2 separate regions of the Homo sapiens genome follow, and region 2 is linked to region 1. The links are chromatin loops, found by intact Hi-C in ENCODE. Cell type or tissue: heart right ventricle. All regions are shown on one strand. Links, peaks and the distances in the headings refer to the core of each region. The heading gives the core; the rest is flanking DNA.

Region 1 (8,322 bases), core at 1,334-6,333:
TTATTTTTAGTTAGTTGCACATGGGACTTTGTCACCTCAAAGAGATGTGAACAGAGTTTTAGACGGTGACATCATTGTAGAGCTCAGATGTGTTCATTGCTATAAGCAGAAAGCTTCTGGCAGGCTGCAGTTTAATGAGGCAATCTCAAAGCCGCTTAGACCATTGTTTGCCTTTTGCCTTTGTTTGCAAATTCAGCACAAATTCATGAAATCCGCCAGAAAATGACAAGACTCTAGCAAAATTACTCATAACTCAAGGGACTGGGTGAAACCAAACTGTCATTGCCGCTTTCTCTGGCAGTTTGAGACAGCCAACGAGACAGGCACCTGCATGGTGTTTACAAGGTCAGGATAACAGCAACTTGGTGTGGACACCATACTCAGCAATTGTACCTTTGAGACCCAGGATCCTGGATTCCACAGAAGTTATTGAAAAATCTCTGCTGCCCAGAAAATTACCTCTAAAAGTCACTTTCTGAAAATTGCCCTGGAAAATAGGGTCTCAATGAAAGTGAAGATTAGCGCTAAGTTTCCAAATTAAAAAAAAAAAAAAAGCTAGCCTATTTTTTCTTAGACATATAGCAAATTACAACAGGAAGGGAGGAAGGGAGGAAAGAAGGAAGGAAGGAAGGAAGGAAGGAAGGAAGGAAGGAAAGAAGGGTATTAAGTAGTTAAAAAGAGAACAGAACTCTATAAGGGGGCCTCTAAGACCTCACATGATTTGGTCCCCTCCTTCCACTTCAACCTCATCTTGTTCTGCTCCACCTGCTTCCACTGTGCCCCAAGCACACTGAACTCTACCATTCCCTTCAGCAATAAACATCTCAACATTTCAGAGCTTTGCAGTTTCACTTCCTTAATCTAGAAATCTTCTTCCAGCAATGCCAGGAAGGATACCTTCTCATCCTTTTTATCAATTCTCCGTAAAGGACTTTATTGATGACTTCATCTAAAATATTCCACTCTCAACCCAATCTCAGTATTTGGTGTGTTTCCTTCATAACTCTAGTTATAGCCTATAATTAAGCTGTTTCCTTAAAAGTAGTAACTAATAAATACTGGCATTTACTATTTATATATGCCTGATACTATTTAATGTAATGAAACTTAGTTATCACAGCAACTTTAAGACATAGAGACTATTGCTATCCCCTTTTAGCATATGGCAGAAAATTGAGGCATAAAGAGGTTAAGTAACTTGTCCACAGTCACATGGTTAGGAAGTGGTGGGCCCAGAACTCAAACCCCAGCCCTCTTGCTAGGTACCTTGCTGTCCTGTCTCTCCTGCTTTGTGTCCTGTCTCCCTACCCAAGAAGGGATGTTCCCAAGGACAGAAACCTCTCCTGATTTCACTATTGCATCTCTAGCACGTGGAACAGTGTGCGGCACATACTCTGTGCTCATATATTTGTTGAAAAATTGAATTGAAGAAAAAGGGAACATTTCAGAAGAAGAAACATGAGGGGTTAGGTCTGCAAACACACACACATGAAAAGACAAAAACAAACAAACAAAAACCTACAAAAGACTCATATAACAGATACGAGGGATAAAACCTTTCTTCTATATTCCTGGTTGTAATTCTGGGCTTTGTGCTTACCTGACTCATGCTTTATTTTTCTCAGTGTTATAAATATTGTAGTTCATGGCAAACACCTAGCAGGATACAGCAGAACTTCAGTATATGGCAGTAACTGTGATGAAGAAGGAGAGGAAGAGGGAAGAATGACAAAAAAAAAAATACAGAGAGAAATACAAAGCTGGTTCATTTTTGGGAGACTATACATGCATAAAAGTCTTGTTTTTTTAAACTATGAACTGCTATATAAACCTTACCTAGACTTTCCCTTAACTCTTGGGTAGTGTGGTTTATTAGAAGAAGATGCCTTTTAAAGTCAAATATTCTTAAACTTTTATCTTTGCATCTTAACCAGTGGTGTGCTGGCGTATGTTTAACAACCAGGCAGGCACAGGGACTTCTTTGCAGCAATTGCTCATTGACATGCTGTAAATAATTCTACTGTGGCTGACTTCAAGCTGCCAACATGACATTACTGAATGAAGAGTTGCCTCCTATAAGCCAGTGTGAGCTCATTCCAGTGCAACCCTGTACCTTCCACAGCGTGACCTTGCAGAAATAATCTCTCTGAGACTCGGTTTCATGGTCCATAAAAGGGATCTGCCAATAAGTGTCTTCTAGGGCTGGACCTGTTGGGCAGATTAAATGTGAAAATTCACAGAAATGCCAAGCACAGTGCCTGCCACACAGCTGTGCCCCATAAGCATTGCTTCCTTATTTTTAAAGATAATTAAGTTTAAACATCCAAAAAATTTCTTCAAGTTTGTGTTGGTGGGGGAGAGGTTGGGAGAGAAACTAGGTCTCTTAGGCAAAACAATATTAATCTTACTTTTCCACTTTCTTTTATATTCTCTCTCTTACAATGATTTTATCTAAACATTTTTTTTCTTGGTTCTCATTTTGTCTGACTTAAGCTAGATGGTCAATCTCCAAAAGAACAAAATAAATGAGAAGTAATAACTGTGGCCTTGCTGTCATGTTTACTTTCTAAATGGAATGAATCTTTCAGAACATTTTGCCTAATAAAATGACATAGATGGGGACCTGAAGCTGAACTCACAAGATCCTTAACATACAGATTTAAGGATTTTAATAAAAAATATTAATCTCTTGATTTATTGCAGAAGTTTTAAAACAACCAACTGAACACATATGCTTAGATATATGTACACACACATACATTATAGTCTAATGTAGATAATGTTTACTGTGAACCTGCTGTGGGGCAGACACTGTGCTCAACATGTATACATACATATATATCTATGTTAGACTACAGTTTTTCTCCATAAATTTATATGTAATTTAGAACAAGGTGACTCGAAAATAATTAGTTTTTGATTGATTTACTTATTCATTTATTTATTCATTCCCTTAAGCACTCATGCATCAAATCTTTGTAGAATACCTGCCATGTGTCAAACCCTGCTCTAGGCAAGAGCGTATACATAGATGAATTATATGGGTCCCCTGCACCGCGTGAGTTAGTTGGCTCCTGGGGAAGGCAGACGTATACAGAGATAATCACAAAGTGAAGGAGGACAAAGCACCATGATGATAATAAAAGTGGAAGACACACAAAGCTCTTCATTTTCAATTTTGTAAAGTAAGAATTACACAGAGGAAAGTGTGAAGGGAAGTGTCACCTGTTATCTATTAATGGTTATAATTATTTGATTATATTTTTACATTGAATGATAATTCAACATAGGACAGTCTCTTCGAGATCACATCGCTGAGTATCATCCCCCAAGGCTTCTTAAATTCAAGGTCTACTGGCACCTATGCGGCAATACACATTGTGGCCTGTAGATGGCAGGCGTCGCTCACTGTTTCGATGGATCTCATCCACACCTGACGGATGATGCAGCCTTAAGCTTTGGGCCAGAGTCGTCTCGCAGGTCTGCCTACCGCTGCTCCACAAGTGCAGAGCTACATATTTATTTACTTCGTTCATCTTAAAATCTTGTGATGTAACACATTTTTCATGTCAGAGATTTTTAATGTTCCTGAACATTTTGTGAGCAGAACTTAATGCTTGTGGGAAGGGCTTCAACTTGAATGACTTTTGATGTTTGGATGTAAATAAAGAATTATTTAAGAAAAAAAAAAAGTCGATATTGTAGAATAATCAAGTAAATTAAAAATAGAGGGCACTAACCCTACGTATAAATGTGCCTGCTAAGCATAGACGCTATTTGCAATACCCCACCACTTCCTTCTCCGAGATCATGGCAATGTTAGCACCTTGGCCCCAGGGCTAGAATTATTTCATCTAAGCAAGAATCTATTGGCTTCCGACTATGTGCAAGACGCTGCATTGGGTGATAAGGGGATATATAGTTGAATAAGCATAAAACCTGGCCTTATAGGACTTATAATTCGGGGGAGACAGCTAACAACAATGCAGAAATTCTAGCAAGTCGCTGTGAGAGTGGAGTTGTGGAGGATATTACACCCAATAATGGGTAGAATAATTGTGGAGAAAATGAAATTAGAGTCAGCTGTGGGGTTACCCAGAGAAACTTCACAGGCAGTTTTGAGGAGAAGGCACCTCAAATATTTTGATCAGTTTAGGCAAAACTATATTTTAAAAGCCCCCTGGAAATATAAATTGCATACCTGTTTTTCTTTTTAAATTTGTGTCCACTTCTTGTAACACATAATTACATGTGATAATAAATGGACTCTGATTTTAGATTTCACAGCCAACAAATCTATATAATCCCCAAATAAATGAGTCTATGTCCTCTGTGCAATTTACTGTGTATCTTGAAATAATTGTGTATTTATATCACATTAAAATAAACCTAATTGGCAACTTTATAATTTTAACATATGCTAATCATTTTTAAAATTGCAAAGTTCAGAAAAATTTAGACACTAATGAAAATAACCTGTAATCTCAACTTCCCAATAAAGCTATGCCTAATATTTCTGTGTTAAACAAAATCTTAATGATTACATAAGAATTCTAATAGCAAAATGTTTATATTTATAAAAATCTAGTAAAATCAGACTAAACTTATTGATGCTTAAAGCTAGTCATGAGCATAATGACATTTTCCTGCCTTGTTAAGAATTGTAAAATCAATGAAAACGATTTACATTTTAAAACTGGAAAAAAAAAACTAGTCTCCGCTTTCGCCTTTAACAGATTTGAGTTTAAACCCCAGCTAAATTGAGCTTTTTATTGCGTAGTAATTTCTCTTTCTGAGGTCCTATTTCCTGTTTTGTAAAATGGAGTTACAATGTCTATCCTTGGTTGTGAGGTTTAAGAAAAGTCATGTGCTAGACCTGGCACATGGCAGGTGCTTAGCTGATATAACTTTTCCCCAACTCTTTATGTCAAGGAAGTTCCTTTTCTCTCTCCTGTTGAGAATCCCTGAGAAGCTTTTAAACAACACCCTAGTCCAGGATTCCTTAGCTGAAGGGCTACGGACCTTTGGGTTCTGATAAATCTTCGTTATGGGAACTATAGGGTGTTTGACAGCATCTGTGTTCCCTATTCAATAGATGCCAGTGGCAACTCCCGTATCTGTGGCAACTTCCCTATTTTTGGCAACCAAAAATGTTTTCAATCATGGCCAAAATCATCTCCCCGGGGCAAAATCTCCTCTGCATGAGAACCACTGCCCTAGTTCTTAACGAATGCCCAAGAAATCGATATCGCTGGATGGGAAAGACTTCTTTCCAGTGTGCCCATGCTGTACACCACAGACTGCACAGCTGCAAGTCTGGTTGACTTGCAGGCACTGCTACCCTTTCCTGCCTTTGCAGTTATCACCTTGGTTCTGGGAAGTCCTGGACACAGCAGCTCGTGTCTTAGCATCTTTTTTTTCCCCAAACATCTTATGGAGTCTATGACACTCTGTTTTGCCGTAAGTCCATTATCTGATTTGCCTTGAGTGAATGCTTCCCTCACTGTATCACAGCCTCCCTAACTGCATGGCTGCCAGATCTGCTCAAACAGTCTTCTGCCTTGGTCTTGCTTAGTAGTCTGGTTTCCCACCGGCATATTGCCCTCATCCCCAGGTCACTTGGCTGAGGCTGGGGCATCTTTCCTAGTTTGCAGTAATCACCCAGGAACCTGGACCGAAGATCCGTATATCCTCAGTGGCTGACACAGAACACGATCCTTGAGAAAAAGGGTCATGTTTTAATATATCGTGGTGGATATCTCTACAAGACAATGGGAATGAAGTAGAATTGGAATTTAAGTTAAACCTCACTATTTATACTTGTCCTTTTATTTTCTGTCTTGATTATTTTTATCTGCCATTTTATGATTTTACAGAGTATACATGATTGTGGTTTATTTTATCTTCATTTTTGTAGCTGTTTTCATGCATCCTTGGCAGTTCTACCATGTTTTTGACTATAAGAGCTCCTGCTGCATATGAAGGCAAGAGGCTCTGCAAAACTTCTAGTGAATATTCATCTCTTCTTTGCAGTGCTATGATTATCATGCTTGGCTGGACTTTTAGCTAAAAACTGACCTCAAGACTTAACTCATTGGTACCCCAAATTATAAACATCGTCTCAGTACCCACCAATTCTATTGGGGTATCCTAGGGTTTCAAATTCACTGCAATTAGAGCCAAAATGCTTACCCCTCTATCTACTGAACTTCTAGAATGGCCTCCACTCCAGGCAAACTCTAGCCATATCAAATCCCTTTCTCTAGGTTTTTTTCTAGATTCTATCTTTATTTTTTCTCCCATGAGTTCTAGGTCAGAATGTTAGTCAAGATTTCTCAAAAATTAGAATCTTAGGCAATGGCTTGCATCACCTAGTTTATCTGAGGAAGTAATTCCAAAGAAAAGAATGGGAAAATAGGTAAAATGAAACAAGGAAGAAAGCACAGAATATCTTAAAGGTGTTATTGGGATTGTCACTGGCACAGACCTCTTGAGCTAAACCCTACTTGCAAACTTTTGAGCCATGAGTCATGTAGAATGCTCCTTGAACTTTTCCACATGAAGGACAGGAGAGGGCTGGATTTATCCACTGGCTCCAATCTCCCATTGGACAAGAATTGTCCCATAGAGTATTGACATGGTTCGGCTCTGTGTCCCCACCCAAATCTCATGTTGAATTGTGATCCGCAGTGTTGGAGGATGGGCCTGGTGGGAAGTGATTAAGTCACGTGTGCGGCCTCCCTGCTTGCTGTTCTCATGATAGAGTTCTCAGGAGATATGATTGTTTGAAAGTGTGTATCGCCTCCCTCTTCACTCTCTCCCTCCACTGCTGGTCATGTGAAGAAGTGCGTTCCTCTTCATCATCTTCCACCATGATCATAAGTTTCCTGAGGCCTCCCCTGAAGTAGAAGCCTGTATAACCCACAGAACCTGAGCCAATTAAACCTCTTTTCTTTATAAATTACCCAGTTTCAGTTATGTCTTTATAGCAGTGTGGGAATGGACTAATACAAGTATTAACTCCATCATAATTCCATATTTGGCTATATGTCAAAATGGCTTAACTCATTGTCACAAGTGACTCATGTGGCAGCATGAGATGTTTGGTGCAACAGAGGGGTCATACCATAAGATTCTACCTACTTGCAACTGATTGCACTAGCAATGGCTGGAGCAGAAATATGAGTGGAGAGCATACGAGCAGGGCACAACTATCTCATATACCTGGCAGGTCCAAATTTCTTCAGGCCATGAGGTCATGGGCCTGGGTAAGAGCCAGAGTATGTTACCAGCGCCAAAACTCTTGTATTAGTGATACTGGTTGCTAGATTGCTGGGTAACTATAGAGTTGTGGCTTCATCTGATAAGCAGTAACTCAAGAAAATGTATTATCCAGATAAAGTCAAAATTATTGAAGAAAGACGAAGTCTCAAGATGACCTCAAATGTGCCTATTTTTGTTCAAGATTCAGGTTATAATAAGCCCATGTTCCCACATTAGTTTTGCAATCTTTTGTGTTTTATTTAATCTCAGTTCATGTTGAACTGGAAGGTGAAAGGGCCTTCTTCCAGTTAAAAATAGTAAACTCCTATATGGTGGGTGGTAACATTATCAAAAGAGAAAGGTTAAATCATTTTGCTACCATTATCTTCACCTTCTGTCATGGAAATTTATATCATTGCAATCAGTACAGAAGCTGAACTTTTTGGTGGATTCTACTTATATGTCCAGATAAAAAGCAACATTATATAGATCCCACTTATGGTTTTATGAACTATGGAAAGAATTGTGATAAGCGCCTTGAAATAATGATTTGGGGCATCACTGAGGGGTTCTCTTTTATAGACAAGGAAATTCAAAATGTCAACTGAACATTAATTAATATGGAGCATCTACGATTTCAGCTGTTTTCCCCAAATTGCTGAAGCTTCCCAAAATATATCAGCATTTAACATTGTCTGCCAACCCTCCCTGTGAACCTGTGGCAGAACATTGTCTCAAATAATTTTGTAGTGAAGTACCACAAGATGAATGTGTACACATTTTGCGTGTGTGTGTGTGTGTGTGTCGGATAAATGTAGACGTTACATGATGTTATGGGTTAAAGGAGGAAGGATCATCTTAAGTTGTCTTCCTCCATAGCGGAGTAGGAGGCAGATTTAAATGCAAGCAGTATCTTGGGTCATCCCAGGAAACACTGGTAGGGAGCAAGGAAATGAAACAAAGAAGGGAAGGAAGCTATGTTATTCCAGGTCCTCTGAGAAGCAAAACATCAAGGAAGGATTACATGTATAAGGATTTTATTAGGTGGAAATACCTGAA
Region 2 (8,322 bases), core at 1,361-6,360, 450 kb after region 1:
TCCTAAAGTATTGGAACTGGGATAACAGTCATGACGTCCTTCCTTCCTTCCTTCCTTCCTTCCCTTCTTTCCTTCCCTTCTTTCCTCCTTCTTTCTTTTCTTTTTCTTTCTTTTCCTTCCTTTCTTTCCTTTTTCTTTCTTTTCTTTTCCTTTCTTTTCTTTCTTTTTGTTTCTTTCTTTTCTCTCTTCTCTGTCGCCCAGTGTGCAGTTGTGTGATCTGCAACCTCCACCTTGCCACCACATTTAAGTGATTCTCCTGCCTCAGCCTCCCGAGTATCTGGTATTACAGGAATGAGCCACTACTCCTGGCTAATTTTTGTATTTTTAGTAGAGATGAGGTTTCACCATGCTGGACAGACTGGTCTCGAAGTCGTGACCTCAAGTGATCCCCCCTACTCAGCATCCCAAAGTGCTGGGATTACAGGTGTGAGCCACCACAACTGGCCCCCACTCACACTTTTCTAAAACTGTGTTTTACAAACCTTTCCTCATTTTTTACTCAGTACAGCATTAAAGTTTTTCCCTTTGATACAGGCAAGGAATCAGAGAGTCTATGTAGCTGAGAAGTATCAAATGGATAAATTGGAACCTGGTCTTTAGTCTCCATGAGGCCCCTTATTCCACAGAGCTGGCTCTTAAGAATATATGGATTATAAATATTCACTAAAAATTAAGAACTGCAGTTTGTCTCAGTACATGAGTTATCATAGGGAAAGCTGTTAGAATAATGTCTGGCTAACTGTTAGTACTTCTTGGTCATTTGTTGTTGAACTGTTATTATTGGTCATAGTTTTGATATTGTCGTTATCAATGTTCTAAGATAACTGGGCCAGCCCAAAGTCAGTAGTTCTTCTGACCCCAAATATAGATAAACCAAGCAAAAAGAAAGAAATGAAGACCACCGTAGCAGAGTTTGAGAATATCTGGTCACCTAATATTCATAGAAATTTACTGTTAATGATAAGCCCAATATGTTCAAATCTTGACCAAGTTGGCTATCTGATAAAAGGTGATTATGTGAATTGAGTTTGTCACTGAGCACGGTTCTCAAACAGCAAAATAATAAAATAAAGATCATTCCAACCAGTTATTTAATTAAACAGCTTATGAATTTCTGTTTTGTTTACAAGGCACATCTGCATGCAGTAACCTGCTTAAACTTAGGAAGGAGAATTCCTTTTAGGATCCCATGCTTCAGTGCAGAGGTCAATGAATTACAGCCCATGGGCCAAGTTTGGCCTTCTATGATTCAAATAAGGCCATGCTTACTTCATTTGTCTACATGCTGTCTATGGCTAATATTGCACTACAACAGCAAAATATATATATATATACACACATACATACATATATATGTACTATTAGGCCCTTTACAGAAAAAAAATTGTTGACTTGAGTTTAGATGGACATTCATGATTTAGATATAGTCATATCACAAAAATAGGTAAACACATACACACAAACAATAATATGTAAGCACCTCAATCACCTGCAGTCCAGCTTTCAGGGCCGGCCTGGTGGGAGCAGTAACTCTAATTGTCAAACATTCACTCTTCGGATTAACACTGCAAAGCCCAAGGAGAGGATCTCTACATTTGCATACTCAAAAACAAGCAAATGGCCCAAGATATGTAAAAAATAAACAAACAAAAAATAACACACTGCATCAAAAAGTCAAAGTTGCATGCGTTATGCCTCTTCTGTTATACAGCTTCAGAAGTGTACAGGTAAAAGAGAACAAATTAATTAATGAATTATATTAGGGTTCTGCAAGGAAACAGAACAAATAGGATATATATATATATATATATATATGCACATATATATAAATGTGTGTGTGTGTATATATATATATATATATATATATATATATTTTTTTTTTTTTACAGAAAGAGATAGTATAAGGACTTATCTCACACGACTGTGGAGCCTAAGGAGTTGTATGATCTGCTTGCTGTCTGCAAGCTGGAGACTCAGGGAAGGTTGTGGTGTAAATACCAGTCCAAGCCCTAAGAACCAGGCATGCTGGTAGTAAGTTCCAGTTCAAGGGCAGGAGAAGATGGGCATCAAGGCTCAAACAGTCAAACCAAGTGCAAATTCAACCCTCCTCTACCTTTTTGCTCTGTGCAGGCCCTAGATGAATTGGATGAGGCCCACTCAAATTAAGGAGGGCCATCTGCTTTCTCTGTTCAGTGATTCAAATGCCAGTTTCTTCTGAAAACCCCTGTATAGACATAACCAGAAATAATATTTAAGCAGATATCTAGGCATTTCCTGGCACACTCAAGGGTCCAGGGATTTACACATAAAATTAATAATCGCACAGATCAAATCTTCAACATGAACACAATATATTCTTACATAACTTAAGTGTCATTTTTTTCAGTTGAGCTAGTGTCCATCTTCTCTTTGAGTAATGTTCCAATTCCTGCTATGGACATACTGACTAATTAGCATGCTACTTGCGTATGGTAGTCATACATAGCAACTAAGGAACATTCTGTAATTTACAATAATTCATATGACTCTTACATTTATATACTTGTTGGTCTAGACATAGCATGCATGAAGTGTGATATTGATTCCTTAATTTGGCGAGTAGATACACATTGAATGTGAAAATTAGGAAGTTATATTTTATAAGAATATTTAATAAAAATGCATTTTAAGATGATCTAAAATAATTTTGATATGAAATTAATATTTATTATTAAACTTGCATTTTAGCTTTTATGATGTTTGTCAGTTTTGAATATTTGTGAAGAAAAATATCGTGATTGAGAATAGATATAGAATAATTCTAGTGTTTATATTTTACATATGTTGAAATTTACATTTTGGATAAAATATTAACATTTACTAATCTCTGAGTACATTTACATTTTATTTTTGGTCAGCTGGACAGTTATAAATATAAAATATATATATAAAAATATTGACTATAAAATATGGCAATGCTGATGAAATGAAGGTAAATCATGAAGTAAATACATAGTAATGTATTAAGTGTATATTGTCTCTAATCATCCAATCATCATTCTTTTATAAGTACAACACCCAGACATGCACAATAATAATAAATTTGGTCTTTTTTGATATTTTTGGACTGACTTTGACTTTCAGTCACCTAAAAGCTATACACGTTTTTGGCTTGAAGGTATATTTATCAATATAGAAGTTATATATTAATTTATTATATATGTGTTTATTAGTTTATGATGTTCAACTCTTTAAATGTATGATAAATCGGTTTCCTTTTTTATTTCTCACTCAGTCACCATAAAAGTTAGGTGAAGCCCTGTTCACATGAATGGACTGAGACTCACATTGAAATGTCAGCAGCCCCCTCTACTTCTGGCTGTTTAGGCTTAGACTTGATATCCTTATCTGTAAAGTAGGACATCATCAGTCCCCTCATTGTATTTCTGGGATGATTACATAAGCCAACGTCTGTAAAAGTGTCTAGCACTTAGCTCATGCTAGTTTCTTCTCATAAGCATATTATATCACTTGAACCTCAAAATAATGAGGTTGGTTTCATTAAGTGCTCTGTTGTTCTTTAATAAATGATAAAAATGAGATTCTGGGAAGATGGTACCTACTAGAGATCACAAGTCAGTGAATGGTGGATGTGGGTCCATCATGCATGACTTAATGGGGTAACAGTAAAAGAAAGTGTGGCCCTTGGGATCAGAAATCCAAGTTTGAGTCTCATCTTTACCATTTAATGGCTATGTGACCTTGAACAAGGAATTTAAACTTCTTCATTGTCAATTTTCCCAAATGTCAATTGAGGTTTAGAGTAGCCATCTATAAAATGTGAGAATTAAATAAAGTAGCATAAAATACTACCAGATGTATGTGATTTATATGGTTTCAACCTTATTCCTCTCAATACTGTGCTCTTGTTACGTTGAAAATATGCCTTTTTCAGTAGGAATATTTCTTCCAAATAAATGTTCACCTACAACTCCAATGTTATTGATACATAAAATATAAAGAACAGCCTTGGATGAATTAGAACAGAGCCCCTGTGTATTAGAATGCCACTTCTTTTCCTTACTCTCCAGGACTATGGTGGTGGCTCCTGAAGGTATTTTCTTTGAACCTGAAGGCTCTAGAAAACAAGGTTTGAAATATATGCCCTAAAACCACTTTCCTTGTTACATCATTGCATACATCTACATATGAAATAATCTGCAGTGATAGCTATTTTCCTGAAGCAGTTCTGACAGCTCAACTGAAGAAGAATTTTCCATCCGCCTCTGCTGGCTAATGTGGCCATTTCTGCACATCATAAACATGTCTCCCCACAATGCCTCCCACTTCTCCTTCCGCTCTCCATCTTGTTCCAACACTGGGCCAGCACAGCATCAAGCATCCACACGACCTTGGCTTACTTCAACTCAATCTAGCATCCGTGTAAAAGCATTCTGAGACTCCGTATACCAGACGGGTGGCTGGCTGTGTGCCACCAGTTTAATTGCCAGCTTAAGTCACTTGAGTTTCCTAATTCTAGAGTAGCGTTTTACACACCTGCAGTTTTTTTCTTTTTCTTTTTCTTTTCTTTTTTTTTTTTTTTTTAGCTTTTCATGCAAATCTAGATTTTGCCAACTCTGGCATTTTTCAGTAACAGCACATTTCTCTCTGACAGTCCCATTGAAAGCAAGTGGGGCTTAGCACCTTTCAACTATGATATTGCCTTTGGCTCTCACACAGATGTCTATCACTTCAGCTTCTATTTTCAGGGTTCAGGAATGTATAAGGTTTGGAAGACTGACCTGTGCCAGTAATCAACATAAATCATATTGTGTCACTCTACTGCTTACTATTCTCCAGTGGTTTCTCATTGTACTCAAAACTCTTTGTTTTTCCTTCAAAATATGCAAGTGCTGATCTCTCCCTATTCCTACAACAACATTTAATACTATGATTCTTCTCTCTCTCATTCTGCTCTATCCACTATGACCTACTTTCTGTTTTGCTGCCACCAAGAGTTTATTTCTGTAGCAGTCTTTGAGATAACTCTGCTCAGTCTAGAATGTCTCTCTTCCTAACGTTATGTAGCTGCTCCTTCACGTCATTCAGATTTCTGTTTACATATCACCTCCTCACAAAGATGTTTGCCGACTACCTACACTAAATTAGCTACTGAGAAACTTTCTGTCACATAATGCTATGATAATTCTGTACAAACGCCTACCTGTACTTCTTTAATTTTTAAAATGATTGCATTTTGGGGTTTGTGTTTGTTTGTTTGCTTCTCCTTCTTGAGTGGAAATTCCATGACTGTGGGGGAACTTCTATGTTTCATTCACTGCTGTATATTCAGCAAATGAAACAGCCTGACACACAGTAGGGATGCAGTAAATATTTGTTTAATTAACTGCCTGGCCTACCAACAGTGTCTCTATTCCCATAAAGCCAAGTCTCTTACCTTAGTATTATATTGGATGTGATGTGGATTTACCAAGTTTTATTTGTTGTCATTTCCATCTAGTCACACAAAATAAACTGAACCAACTCTTTGTGGTTAGGTAGAGTTATAGGACATTTTTGGATAACACAATGTGAGTGGAAGTGATCTGCACCAATCTGGGATGAGGCAGGGAAAAACCCCTCACCATTCTATCTTCTCCTTTCCTCACTTTGGGGATTGGCTGACCAGAGGCTGTGTGCCAGGATGGGATCACAAGATGGAAGTAGCATGCCTATGTGAGTCATCTCTCTAGACATAGCTGCCATAGAGGGTGGCTCAATCCACACTGGACTTATAATGGGTGGAAAACAAACTTGTATGTGTTACGTTGGTTACCACAGCATAAGCATAACCTATCTGGAATAATGAATCCATACAGAATGAGAAGAGCATGGGATCAAGAAATACCCAGAATCAAAGCCAGCCTAAATTGTTTGATCTATCTAAGCTGCTACTGATATGGTTTGGCTCTATGTTCCCACCCAAATCTCATCTGGAATTATAATCCCCACGTGTTGAGGGAGGGACCTGGTGGGAAGCAATTGGATCATGGTGGTGGTTTCCTCCATGATGTTCTAATGATACTGAGGGTGTTCTCATGAGATCTGATGGTTTAAAAGTGGTAATTTCCCTTGTATTCTCTCTCTCTCTCCTACTGCCACGTAAGACAAGCCTTGCCTCCCCTTTGCCTTCCACCATGGTTGTAAATTTTCTGTGGCCTCTCCAGCCAGGTGGAACTGTGAGTTAATTAAACCTTCTTCATAAATTACCCAGTCTCAGGTTGCATTCTTATAGCAGTGTGAGACTGGACTTGTACAGCTATGAAATAAAGTGTTTAACGTACATGCACACTTTTAGGTGGTTAGTCATATAAGTACTTGGGACAAGTAAGTGTTCATTAAATTTTAGTTCAAGATTAACATTTCTAGAAACAAATTTACCTATTCATTAAATATACAATGCAACTTTGAATCTTATTGCATTCCAGCCTTAATATGATAATGAACACCAGCCCCTTTGTTCCTAGAAAGGGGTCCTGATCCAGACCCCAAGAGAGGGTTCTTGGATCTCTCTCAAGAAAGAATTCAGGGCAAGTCTGCAATACAAAGTAAAAGCAAGTTGATTAAGAAAGTAAAGTGGTGAAAGGATGACTACTCCATAGACAGAATAGCATGTTCCTGAAGGTAAGAGGAGGAACGTGTCTGCCCTAAGTACAATGCTTGTGTGTGTGTATATGATAAAAATAGATCTTGGGGAGATGTGCTCTGCTACAAAAGTTTGTGTTACAAGATTATTTTTCTTAATTACTGTATTTTGCAAGAACTGATATTATTTTTAAAGCAAAATTAGGAAAGCCTTTGTTCTCCAGATATTGGGATATCTGGACACTCCCAAGTCTGGGTCTGTTTTAGTCAAATTATTAATTTGTTCCCTTAACCATAAATATCTAGAGTCTAGGAATGCCTAATTTCCTGGGAATGCAGCCCAGAAAGTCTCAGCCTCATTTTCCTAGCCCTCACTCAAAATGGAGTCACTCTGGTTCAAACGCCTCTGACACCTTCATTACTTATCACTTATTCAATGTTAATATTGGTCGTCCTTTAAGATGCCAGACATTGTTCTAAAAGCACCAAGGTGAACAAAACACCTTTTCCCTCTAAAATATCTCTTACTTCAATAGTTAGGATGGACGTGCAAGTAAACAAATTTGATGAGTTGAGACAAAAATAATAAAGGCTATGACAAAGATTCCATCTAAATGGAAGAGGTAAAGTTTGAGCTGGATCTGAGGTTTTTTTTGCATTATATTTTTCATGAATATTCTCATTCATTTCATCATTGATTCAAATCCTTTTTAAAATTTCTTTGGGTCCCTGATTCAGCAATTATCCTCTCCCCTTTCTTGGTATTACTTTTTTCTATAACTCATTCTATTTGCCCTAAAATATCTTATTAAAATTACAAAGTAAAACAAGTCAAATCAAATCAAAATAAATGAGCAAACAAGCATCCTTCTTTTTTTTTTTTTTTTTGACAGAATTTTGCTCTGTCACCAGGCTGCTCCGGTGCAGTGGTGCGATCTAGGCTCGCTGCAACCTCTGCCTCCTGGGTTCAAGCGAGTCTCCTGACTCAGCCTTCCAAGTAGCTGGGATTACAAGCGTGCATCACTGCTCCCATCTAATTTTTGTATTTTTAGTAGAGACGGGATTTCACCATGTTGGCCAGGAATGTCTCGATCTCCTGACCTTGTGATCCATCCACCTTGGCCTCTCAAAGTGCTGGGATTACAGGCATGAAACACCATGCCTGACCACAAGCATCCTTCTATAGATATTGCTTGCCAGTAAGCAAAGTTTCTTACTTTCTTGATGATGTCTACCCCATATCTGCATTAAATCACCTTGCTTTCACTCAGAAATTCATTCCTTCATTCTTCAACAAGTATTAAGCATCTGCTGTTTGCCAGTCACTATAGTTGGCATTGGAGATACAAACATGATTGTTGTTTATAATATAAAGATAAGACATTTAGATAATAGCAAAAAAAAAAAAACCCATGCAACTTTACACTGTGACATGTTTGTATGTCTTTCCATCTGGTATGCATAGTTCTATAAAACTATAGAAGCAGAGTCATCTAACCAGCTAGAATGTCAAAAAATGATTTCTCAATGAGGTAATATTTGAAAGGAGTCACAAATTTAATGAAGAAAGGTTTCTTAGACATGAGAAAGAGAAGACATTTCAAGAGCAAACGAACTTGGAAGACAGCAGTGTGTTCAGAAATGGACTTAGATTGTAATCGTGAAAAATGAAGTCTTGAGAAATATTTAGAAAACTAC

Evidence for each region. Peaks named below come from ENCODE experiments on the same cell type or tissue, not always from the same donor. Only the 100,000 strongest peaks of a DNase experiment are listed, where the experiment ranks them.
Region 2: a loop joins it to region 1, with 15 times the contacts of the local background. A loop is called at or near these places in 5 of 110 quality-filtered maps.

The regions. Positions count from the first base shown.
Region 1 is chr4:12,628,325-12,636,646 of GRCh38, reverse strand. No RefSeq gene overlaps it. Among named protein-coding and RNA genes, the nearest start is that of LINC02270, 410 kb to the right of the region's middle. RefSeq lists an enhancer at 3,284-3,343. In heart right ventricle, for the core only: a CTCF peak has its summit at 3,380 (motif pointing right); a DNase peak (open chromatin) is centred at 3,406.
Region 2 is chr4:12,175,495-12,183,816 of GRCh38, reverse strand. No RefSeq gene overlaps it. Among named protein-coding and RNA genes, the nearest start is that of LINC02270, 44 kb to the left of the region's middle. In heart right ventricle, for the core only: no CTCF peak of the experiment used is centred there; a DNase peak (open chromatin) is centred at 4,448.